2 separate regions of the Homo sapiens genome follow, and region 1 is linked to region 2. The links are chromatin contacts, found by Hi-C or POLR2A ChIA-PET in ENCODE. All regions are on one chromosome and are shown on one strand. The core of a region is the stretch at or near the end of the contact, and the rest is flanking DNA. Distances in the headings are between cores, read along the strand shown. Region 1 holds the start of PCNX1 (pecanex 1). Region 2 holds the start of MAX (MYC associated factor X).

Region 1 (4,904 bases), core at 1,190-3,689, 5.8 Mb before region 2:
TCCATCTTATTATCCATTTCAGGTAAAGGTCTGAACTGATTAAGAACAGCTCAGCACCTTCTGGTTTGGGAAGAGTGGGACTGCCATTAATTGAGATAAGGAAGTCAGAAGCAATCTCAGAAAGTGTCTAGTACATGGTAGACACTCAAATATGTGAGAATTCAGTTTAACTGAACTCCCAAAATGAAGGAAGTAAACTCAATGTCCTGGTTTCCATTTGCTCTAATATTCTTTCAGTAACATTTGCTAACTACACAAAGAGACTTAACCATGACCACACAGTTTACTACAAGTGTTAAAAAAGAAATCTTACACTGGACCCAGCAACTAATCCTTACCTCTCAAAAATCATTTTCAGTTTTAAATCTACAATTCTTCTGGACATAGAAGAAATTTGCTTTGAAAATTTTGTGACAGCCTGAGGATTCTTAAACCCAAAGTAATTAACCCGTTCATTAATGATGTCATATTCCTGGAAGGTATAGTAGTGCAAATAGAACTCCCTAGGCCAAAATTAATTGAAAATTATAATACTTCACGATAAATTTTCAGAATGCAACAAGACTGAACAAGTCCCCCTAATAAAACAAGCCACAAGCCATCAGCATTTCTTAATGGCTTTTTTTTTTAACCTCAAACAATAAGTCCCTTCAAAACAATTTCAACGAAAAATGTGAATCTGCTTGAGAATGTGCACATCTTCCCTCAAGCAGACACTTTTCCTGCCAATTAGTGAAACTGAACTTCACTTAGGGAAGAATTGGGTGTCCTCACCTTTTGCACTTCTCATAGTGGTCCTCCGGGATTTTCTAACTCAGCACCCTGTCTCTAGCTCCACAAAGAACCTCAAAGTTAGCAGAAATACATTCAAAGGAATTCTCCTAAAATAAAAAGTTCAGATCCTTTCCTCCCCTCTGACTACTTTAAAATTTTATATGAAGCCTTAAGTAACATCTCTGTCCACACGAGTTTCCCTAACGCCCCACCCTAACCTGTGCTTTAGAAACTGCGCTTAACAACTTTCAATGTTGCTTTAAAAACACAGATGATTCAGAGAAGCTGATCGCACCGAATTCAGCAACAGGCAGTACTCTCTCTCCCTACTCCTATCCGCCAAAGGCCTTGAACCAAGCCAAACAAATCTGCTGAAATGCCAGCCAGATTCCCCGTTATCTCCCCGCTCCCTCCCCCCAGGGAGGCCAGGAAGCACCACGGCCACCGGCCACGGGGCCGAACAGAGAAGAACCGCTGCGAAGCACAACAACGGTTTTTTAGAGGCAGGAGGGTTCCGAGCCGGGTTTTCAGCCACCACCCAGGACCCCTGGAGGACGAGCCCGGACGACCCCCACACACACTCGGAGCAGAGCCGCACGGTCCCCCGCGCTCCCGGGGCTCCGCACGCGGATTAGCGGCGAGGCGGCGGGCGGCCTCTCCCGGGAGCCCCGGACGAGGGCCGCGGCGGGGGCGGGCAGTGCCGGATGCCGGGCGCCCGAGGAACCCAGCGTGCCAAGGATGGATGCGGCGTCCCCTAAAGCCGCAGAGCGCTCGGCGCCTGCCACACAGCCCCACGGGCGGGGGGCCCCGGCGGGGACGGCCTAGCCGAGTGGCCGCAGGAGGGAACCCCGAGAAGGGGCCTAGGACGCTGCCGCTTCCCAGTGAGCGGGCGGGGGCGGCCGGCGCGGGTTGCCGTGGGCTCGTTGCTCGTGTCACCTCCGAAACCAGGAAAGCCCCGAAGAGAGGAGTGGGAGCACGCAGTGGGGGCGGGGAGCCTCACACCGAGAGGGTGGCGGCCCCCGGGGGACGAGACCCCGTGGAAGAGGAAGAGGGCGCGACCCCAGCATCTCCCCACCGGCTCGCGGGGAAGGAGCCACCCGCTCCCCGCCCCCACACTCACCATGTAGAGGGTGAAGGGCAGGCCCAGCAGAAAGAGCCACAGGTAGAGGTGCAGCGCGTTCACGAAGGTGGCCTGGTGCGGGTCGTAGTACCAGCCCCCGCTGAGCGCGGCCCACACCCCCTGTCGGAGGATCTGCAGCGTCTGCGACCCCATCCCCACCCGGCGCCGCCGCCGTCGCCGCCGCCGCCGCCGCCGTCCCCGCCCCGGCCCCAGCTCGGCCTCGGTCGCCGGAGCCTGCAGCTGCCCCGTCTATCCACCTCCGGAGCTCCGGGTGAGCGAGCCGGCGCTTCGGCGGTCGCTGGTGCTGCTGCAGGAGGAGGAGGAGGCAGCAAACGAGGAGGAGGAGACCCGAGAGGAGGAGGCGGCGAGCGGCGGGGCGGAGGACGGCGGAGAGGAGGAGACCGGCCTTCTGAGAGCCGCCGCCATCTTGTCTCCTAACACCCGGAGCCGCGGCCCGGCCCCCGCCACCCGCGGCCCGCCAGCGCCCCCACTGCCGCCGCCGCGACCCCCGCCGGCCGCCAGCCCTGGGCCAGGCAGAGAAAGAGGCCCGGCGCCAGGGAGCGACCGAGAGGAAGCCGCGCCCCCTCCAGCTCCTCCTCTCCGCTCCCTCCGCCCCCTGGGCCGGCTACGGTGCGCGCCGCGCCTGGTCCGCCGCGGGCGCCTCCTGCCGACGTCCGGGAGAAGCGCGCGTCAACGCGGCCGGGGTTCAGGGCCCCGGGGGCTGCGGAGGTGGCTGAGACGCGGCTGGCTGGTCCGGAGGACCCCATTCTGCCCCTGGTAGGCCCCCTGGCAAGTTCGCCTACGAGTCTCTAAACGGGGTCTTTCTGACTCCGAAACTAACAGATCTTGACTCCAGAAAAGCGTCCTGCCTGTCATTTATGATATTTGTGAAAGACCTAGGAACAACTGAAGCTAACACCTGAGATACTGAAGGCCTGGAAGAGTTAGGTACGGCTGATGACACTGTTGAAAAGTCATAAACGCACCCAAGTTGAGCAAGAACTGTGTTGGCCCGTGTGTGAGAAAAAATAGCCACGTCCAGACTGGGAGAATTTACTACTTCCAAAGACAAGTTAATAGAAGCGGCACAGGACATGGAAGTATGGAGTGGACAGGTTACCATTTGTACGCGGTGATTGTATTTTTAAATGTGCTGTAACTAGCAGCCATTTTTATTAATGGGCCAATCTAAACAGGGTTGAAAAAGATTAACCGTGACGCCACCCCAAATTACAATAGGGTCTTGTAGATCTCTTTTTATAGCTGTAAAAACGGAATCATTCTTGGCTCTGTGTAATGTTTATAAGGCGTGTCTGATCTCACTGAATAAAATTTTATAGAAAAGTTTGAAATTTGAGTTTATTGAAGTTTGGCTTTTATGGCAATAAAAGTACTGTGTATTCCCAGATTACAGTTGCTATAATTAATGAGGGAAACAAGAGCCAAAGGAAACTGGTGATATTTTAAGAAGAGTAATGAAAAACCGTTACAATACCTCCCAGTGCCATACCACTTTATAGTTGCTCAGACACTATCACACCCATTCCATTCAGACCTCAGGACAACCCTTTGAGGGCAGCATAGCAGCTATTGTTATTTTATGGATGAGAAAACCTGTAAACTCAAGTAAGTGATTGGCCAAATGCTTATGGCCACTTATTGCTCATAAGCAATAAGTGGTTGAGAACTCTAAAACCAGCAGTCATGCTAACTGCATGCACTGAACTTTGGAAGTTCATTTCTCAAGGCTCTCCACCTTATTATCCATTTCAGGTAAAAGTTTGAATTGATTAAGAACAGTTCAGCACCTTCTGGTTATCTGTGACCAGCTTAAATACATGACCAGTTTTCGTCAAAGTGCAAATTCTTAGGGCATCATTCTATAGACACTCTGTGGGGTGGTACCCAGCAATCTGTTTTAACAAGTCCTCCGGAGGATTCTAATGTAGCTTACCACTGTAGAACACCACACCATCCCTAGCCTTGATTTGTTTATGTCCTTATAACCACAAAGCCACTGAGTTCCAGTAAGATACCTTGAAATTGAGAGCTGTGAGTAAACACTGGACAAAATATACTTTAAAATATATTTGTATATCTAAAAGCAAAATTATGATTAAATAATGCAATTTTACAATTAAAATAGTGGCCTTGAAGCTGGTGTCATAGATACCAGCTATTGTCAAGTTTTCATTTGTTTCCCCTAAAGGAGACAGGAAAGCTCTCTGGGAAGGTTTTGGAAGTAATCCCAACCTTTCCAACACAAAGAAAGATGTAAACAAGGATAAAATTCCAATACCACATCAGTTTCCACAACAGCAAAGATCCGCTATGGTTTAATATAAAAGGATTAACTGTAATGAGGGTGAGGTGGATGGGGAGAAATGGAAACTAGAACCAGATACATCCGTGGAATCGGAGGCCAACCCAGCTGGCGTGATAAACGTTCAGCCAGAATGCAGTATCTGGAGGATATGGAACCGGCAGCAGGCCAGGAAGGCAGCCGGCATCAGGCCTGTTAAACAGAGAATGTGGGTGTTGTAAGCCAATGGACAGCTGGAACACATAGCCTTGGAAAATCCAGGAGTGGGCAAAAATTGGGAAATCACGGCAAGCCTTGAGAAAGTGTGTTGCTTATAGCAAGGCCCCAGCTTCAGTGCTGGGGTTTTCTAGGTCTGCCCTTTCGTTTCTACAGGGAATTGATGAAAACAAATAGAACTCAGATCCTTGAGCTACTGAGATACTCACTGGAGGCCCAAGTTTGAGGACCCAGCAGGACAAAACAAATATTCAAAGGCTGGATCTGGGGGGACAGAGTGAGACTTACAAACAAAGCAGGAGCCTAATACCTAGAACTAGGACCAAACTTCACACTGAGCATGGTTGCCTTATGTTGAAGTCCCAGAGTGTTAATATAAAGCTCTAGTTGCCCTCCAAAATGACTGGGATTGATCCCAGAACCTGAGGTGTGAGTCACATGGCAATAGCCATTGGGTGAAAAGGGGTTAGC
Region 2 (5,113 bases), core at 470-2,969:
TGGCTCACGCTATAGGCGTGAGCACGTGAGCACTTTGGGAGGCCGAGGCGGGTGTATCACGAGGTCAGGAGTTTCGAGACCAGCCTGGCCAAGTTGGTGAAACCCTGTCTCTACTAAAAATACAAAGATTAGCTGGGCGCGGTGGCGGGCGCCTGCCCCAGCTACTCGGGAGGCTGAGGCAGGAGAATCGCTTGAATCCGGGAGAGGGAGGTTGCAGTGAGCCAAGATTGCGCCACTGCACTCTAGCCTGGGCGACAAAGTAAGACTCCGTCTCAAAAAAAAAAAAAAAAAAAAAGAGAGAGAGAAAGAAATACAATAGATATTAAAGGAAAAAATGTAAAGGAAAAATTACCACATTTACATTTGTCTTTTCAGCATAGATGACATGCTCACGTTGAGGAATGTGTGTCACAAGAATTGTGTGTGACATATCCCCAAATTTCCACATTCAAAAGTCAGGGATAATATGGTATTCATCCGGGAATCAGTAACTCATGGGAAAAGCTCAAGATGTCATTCACTTTGGAGACCAGATGTAAAGGAGTAGTATGGGTACTTTGTCTCAGGGTGGAAAGTGTCTGTTATGGTTTTCTTCCTTCCCATGGGACTTGTTGCACACTCTTACAATGGCGGCAGGACCGGCACGCTTGCTTGCACAGCTGTGAGCTGCATGAAGGCAGGGATGGTTTTGGTCTTATCCGTTATGGCATCCCCTTGTGGCAAGTTAGGTGTTCAATAAATATCGGTGGAATGCATGTGATTACACTTCATGCCACAGTATATAAATATGATTTTAACTGGACAGGGAACTGCAAAAGTTTCCCATATTGATCCTTTTTGCAATCTTAATTATGGTACTCTGAGCTGGGATATTGCCTAAACTGTCTGGGCTACAACAAACTCTGAAGGGGCTTTTACTTCCACGTCCATAGTGGTTGAGGGTTCGCGTTGTGTGAACGCTGGAGCCTCACGTGAGTAGCTGAGTAGCGAGGATGGTCACTCCCAGATAAACGAATACAGGATTCTCGCGGCTGGGAGCGGTCGCCCGGCGAGGTCGGTCATTCTGCCTGTCCGGTAGCACCACGAAACACCTGCCACTGACACCTCCCCACCAGCCCCCGAGGGTTCGCGCAGGCATCCCGAGCCGCGCCCCCTGGTCCGCCGCAGCCAGATTCCCTCCCGGGCGGGTTACGCCCCTAGGCGCAAAACGGAACCACTCCGTATGAAGAAGACAAAGTATAACCAGTCACACCAAAGAGAGGCAGCATTATTTAGACAGCCGGCTACTCCCCCAGAGACTCCACCCAGTCCCCTGGGCCCGGCGTCCAGCGCGCAGACGGTGCCCGGCTCCAGGAGTTCCAGCTCCCTCCACGTGTCCTGTCTTCCCAGCAGCCTCCTCTGCCGCCTCGGGAGGAAAATCTCCTGACAACTCGCGGTCTGCGGACTACGACTCCCAGGAGGCGCCGCGCCGCGGCTCTCCCCGCCCCCCCCCGCCCCCCCCCCCCTCCCCGGGACGCGCAGGCGCCTTGGGCTCCGTCAACAAGCCGGGCTGGCGTCGCCTGGATGCGGTTTCTTCCGGGATTTGTAGTTTTTCTGGAGCTACCCGGGCCGTCTGTTAGAGGGACAAGAACTACAAGTCTCGGCTGCCCCAGCGCTGCGAGCCTGGTCACGTGGCGGGGGCCGACCGGGCGTGCGTGCCGCCGTTGATCCGGTGCTGCAGTGAGGAGGTGGTTCTTGCCCGTGTTGTGTGTGTGTGTGAGTGAGAGAGCGAGTGAGTGAGTGAGTGAGTGTGTGTGTGGGGGGGACTCGGCTTGTTGTTGTCGGTGACTTCCCCCTCCCCTTCACCCCTTCCCCTCCCCGCCGCCGCTGCAGTGGCCGCTCCCTGGGCCGTAGGAAATGAGCGATAACGATGACATCGAGGTGGAGAGCGACGTGAGTCCTGGGGCTTCTTCCTTCCCGTGCGGGTTGTCAGGCGGGGACAGCGGCCGGGGCTCTTAGCGGGGCGACGGCGGGAGGGGGCCGGGCTGCCGCCGCCTCCTTCCCCTTCCCCTCGGGGCCAGGAGTGCCTCCGTCGCGTTCCCGGTTCGCTCCCCTCCGGCTCCTGGCCGGAGCGGCCTCCTGGGACTGGAGGTTGGGGGAAGACACGCGGCTTCTGGGACCCCCACCTCCTCCCTTGCGGGAGGGTGCTGCGGCCTCCCGCTCCCACCTTCCCCGGCTCAGGATCCGGGGGACAAGGATGGGGGGCGCCCGGGATCCCATTGTCCGGATCCAGGGGAAGGGGACGGCGTTCAGGACCTGCCCCTTCGGACTGCGATCCTCTCCTCCCGTGACCCGCGGATCCTGGGGGCCGGGGAAGGGCGGAGAGGGGTTGGGGGTGCCTAGATGCCCGAGCTGGGTCTGCAGGGAGGAGACAGTGCTCGGGACCCCTCTGGCCCAGGTCGGATCCCGGAAGGAGGGGCGGCGCTCGGGACCCCTCTACCCTGCTACCGGATCCCGCCGAGGGTGGAAGGGTGGGGGCAAGGGGTGGGGAGGGAGGAAGGGGTGTCGGGCTGACTCCCCACCCTCCGCTTCCTCTGCCGCCGGCATTTTCTTTCTTATTATTGAATGTTAAGTGTAAAAATAACTTCTATATTTTCTATTTTTTTTTTTCTCTCTTATTCCAGGAAGAGCAACCGAGGTTTCAATCTGCGGTACGTCTCCTACTCTCCATTTCATTTTTATTTCCGTTCAGTTCTATTCCTTTTTGGGGTCAGAGAGAAAAAGAGATCGTACTATTACTTTTAATATTGTAGTAAACTCTAATGTTAACCACTAAGGTGAGGTGGGGCCTGGTTCTGGAGGGTGGGGGGGTTGCAAATCCCATTATTCTAGATTCTCAGGTGATAAGTTCAGTGATTCTAGGTGAGTAAGAGGAGCTGTATGCAAAGAATTGAATTGTTCTGTAGTTTTCAGATAGGGGATCCAGATGCCACTATGTAAGTGGAAATGAGAAATGCAGCATTCTGGTCTGGTAGTATTATTTCAGGGCAAAGTGGTCAGAAGATTTATTTAGGAACAAGTAGGTTTTAAACCATATCTGTATAATTGTGTGAAGCTGAAGCCACATGCGGTAATCGCCTTTAACCAAGTCATGTGACTGCTATAGACCCGTAGAATCTAGCACAACATGGTATTCTAATGCAAAAATTGGAAATGTAGAGGAGCCAAACGTTACATCATCAAAGTGTCACATAAAGTTATTATGGTCTGATTCTCTGTATTTGAAGAAAAGGTATAAAGAAAATTAAAAAATAGCTGAAGAAAAGTGGCATTGCAGAGACAGCTTTGCTGAAAGGTGATGGATGAGACCATAGAGTGTTATCAATAATTTCTTAGGGTTTTGATATTAATGTTCTCAGTAGATGGTTCTGTGGATTTAGATAAGCACTAATTCCATGTCTTTGGAGTCTGAGACAGTAATATGGATGTTTCATGAATAGATTTGAGGGAAAAAAGAATACACACAGAATAAATCAGAATCAGCGAGGGGAAGAGAAATAAGTATATCAGAGTGTCTAATATTTGATAGTTGGGAGCAGTAAGAAATGTATAGAATGGGGGTAAAAAGTTCAAATGCCCATGAGGGCCATAAAGAATAAAGAAGGAAGAGGTGAGGGCTTGGGTACTGGAGAGCAGTGCCTCTTCTAAAAAGTCAGCACTACTGAACTCCAGTGGTTTGTTAGTAGGAGTGAAGGGTCAGTATTGCCAGATCTTCCTATTTTTAATTTTATTTTATTTATTTATTTTTGAGACAGAGTCTCACTCTGTCACCAGGCTGGAGTGCAATGGCGCTATCTCGGCTTACTGCAACCTCCGCCTCCTGGGTTCAAGCGATTCTCTTGCCTCAGCCTCCCGAATAGCTGGGACTACAGGCGCGTGCCACCACACCCAGCTAATTTTTGTATTTTTAGTAGAGACGGGGTTTCACCATGTTGGCCAGGCTGGTCTCGATCTCTTAACCTCGTGATCTGCCAGCCTCGGCCTCCCAAAGTGCTGGGATTACAGGCATGAGCCACCACGCCCAGCCGATCTTCCTATTTTTTAAGAAAGATTAGAAATCTAAAACTTTATGTTATTTTTCTGATTTTTAAAATGATGTGTGGAACAACTGTTTGGGGGCTTGTTAGAATTTGCAGGATGTCACTTTGATACCTCTGGTATAAGAACTTGATAACCACAGGGTAAAGGCAAGCCATCTCAGTTATACCTGCTCTTCATTAGAGCAAGCAAAGATTGTGCAGGTTGTCTAAGCAGATAGGCATTAAGAAAACTTATTTATTGAGAGCTGATATTTCCATAAAATCCGGGGATGTAGTTGTTCCAAAAGTCTTAAAAATTATCCCTGGGTAATAGTCATTAAAGATAATTTGTTTTATTTTATTTATCCTTGAAGTATTCTCATATACTTATGCATATATTTGAAAATTGAATTCCTTTTTCACATTTACTTTTATCCTTCATGTTTGGGGCCTAGTCTGTTGAAAACTTTTTTTTTCCCTGCAAGTCTCCAGTTGTAAAATCTGTGCTAGGGCTTGATCAGAGCTGGAGGGTAAGGATCGTTTAGCCTTCCTTTGCAGAATTATCCTTTGAATTGAAATTATACTGACTTCCCAGTAAGAGAAAGTTGTGTTTTTTTTGTTTGTTTGTTTGTTTGTTTGTTTTTTTGGTGAAATTTTGGCTCGCAGTTCTTGAAAGCTTTCTGCTTTTCAAAATTTTCATCCATATGATCGTTGATATAAATTTGTTATTAAATTATTATAATGTTTCTGCTTTCCTGGAATGCTAATCTCATTGTTTTGTCTAGATGTTTTTAGTTTGCTGTTAAGGTGCCTAGGATTTTTCCTTTTGATTTTGGGGGTAGGCAAAGGAAGTTGGTTTGACACTTTGTTTTTAATTTAACACATCTATTTGTTGATATTTCTAAATATTACTCTGCACAATGTAATTACAACAGCATGGAGAGAAAAAGCAGATATGTTATAAACAAATTTTATAGTATATCAAACAACTATTGTGACTGTGTAGGGTAAAAAGGATTCCATTTTTTCCCCTCTGTGAATGCATCTGCTTACTT

What was found. Hi-C counts contacts between places; a loop is a spot of excess contacts on that map. ChIA-PET counts read pairs that join two places held with the same protein, here RNA polymerase II (POLR2A). Pooled maps may share reads with other maps.
Region 1: a map of CD8-positive, alpha-beta T cell shows a loop between it and region 2 (17-fold over the local background). The contact joins the promoter of PCNX1 here to the promoter of MAX in region 2. A Hi-C loop is called at or near these places in 1 of 168 maps with a recorded cell type or tissue (CD8-positive, alpha-beta T cell) and 4 of 50 pooled maps. POLR2A ChIA-PET finds 5 or more read pairs at or near these places in 2 of 52 experiments (both activated T-cell).

What each region holds. Positions count from the first base shown.
Region 1 is chr14:70,904,994-70,909,897 of GRCh38, reverse strand. It overlaps PCNX1 (pecanex 1), which reads right to left and starts at 2,439. Exons shown (of 36, transcript NM_014982.3): 1 at 1,895-2,439. The coding sequence starts at 2,047. RefSeq lists silencers at 1,287-1,626, 1,787-2,126, 2,347-2,536.
Region 2 is chr14:65,099,123-65,104,235 of GRCh38, reverse strand. It overlaps MAX (MYC associated factor X), which reads left to right and starts at 1,719. Exons shown (of 5, transcript NM_002382.5): 1 at 1,719-1,932; 2 at 2,664-2,690. The coding sequence starts at 1,897. RefSeq lists enhancers at 1,305-1,454, 2,148-2,648 and a silencer at 1,785-2,134.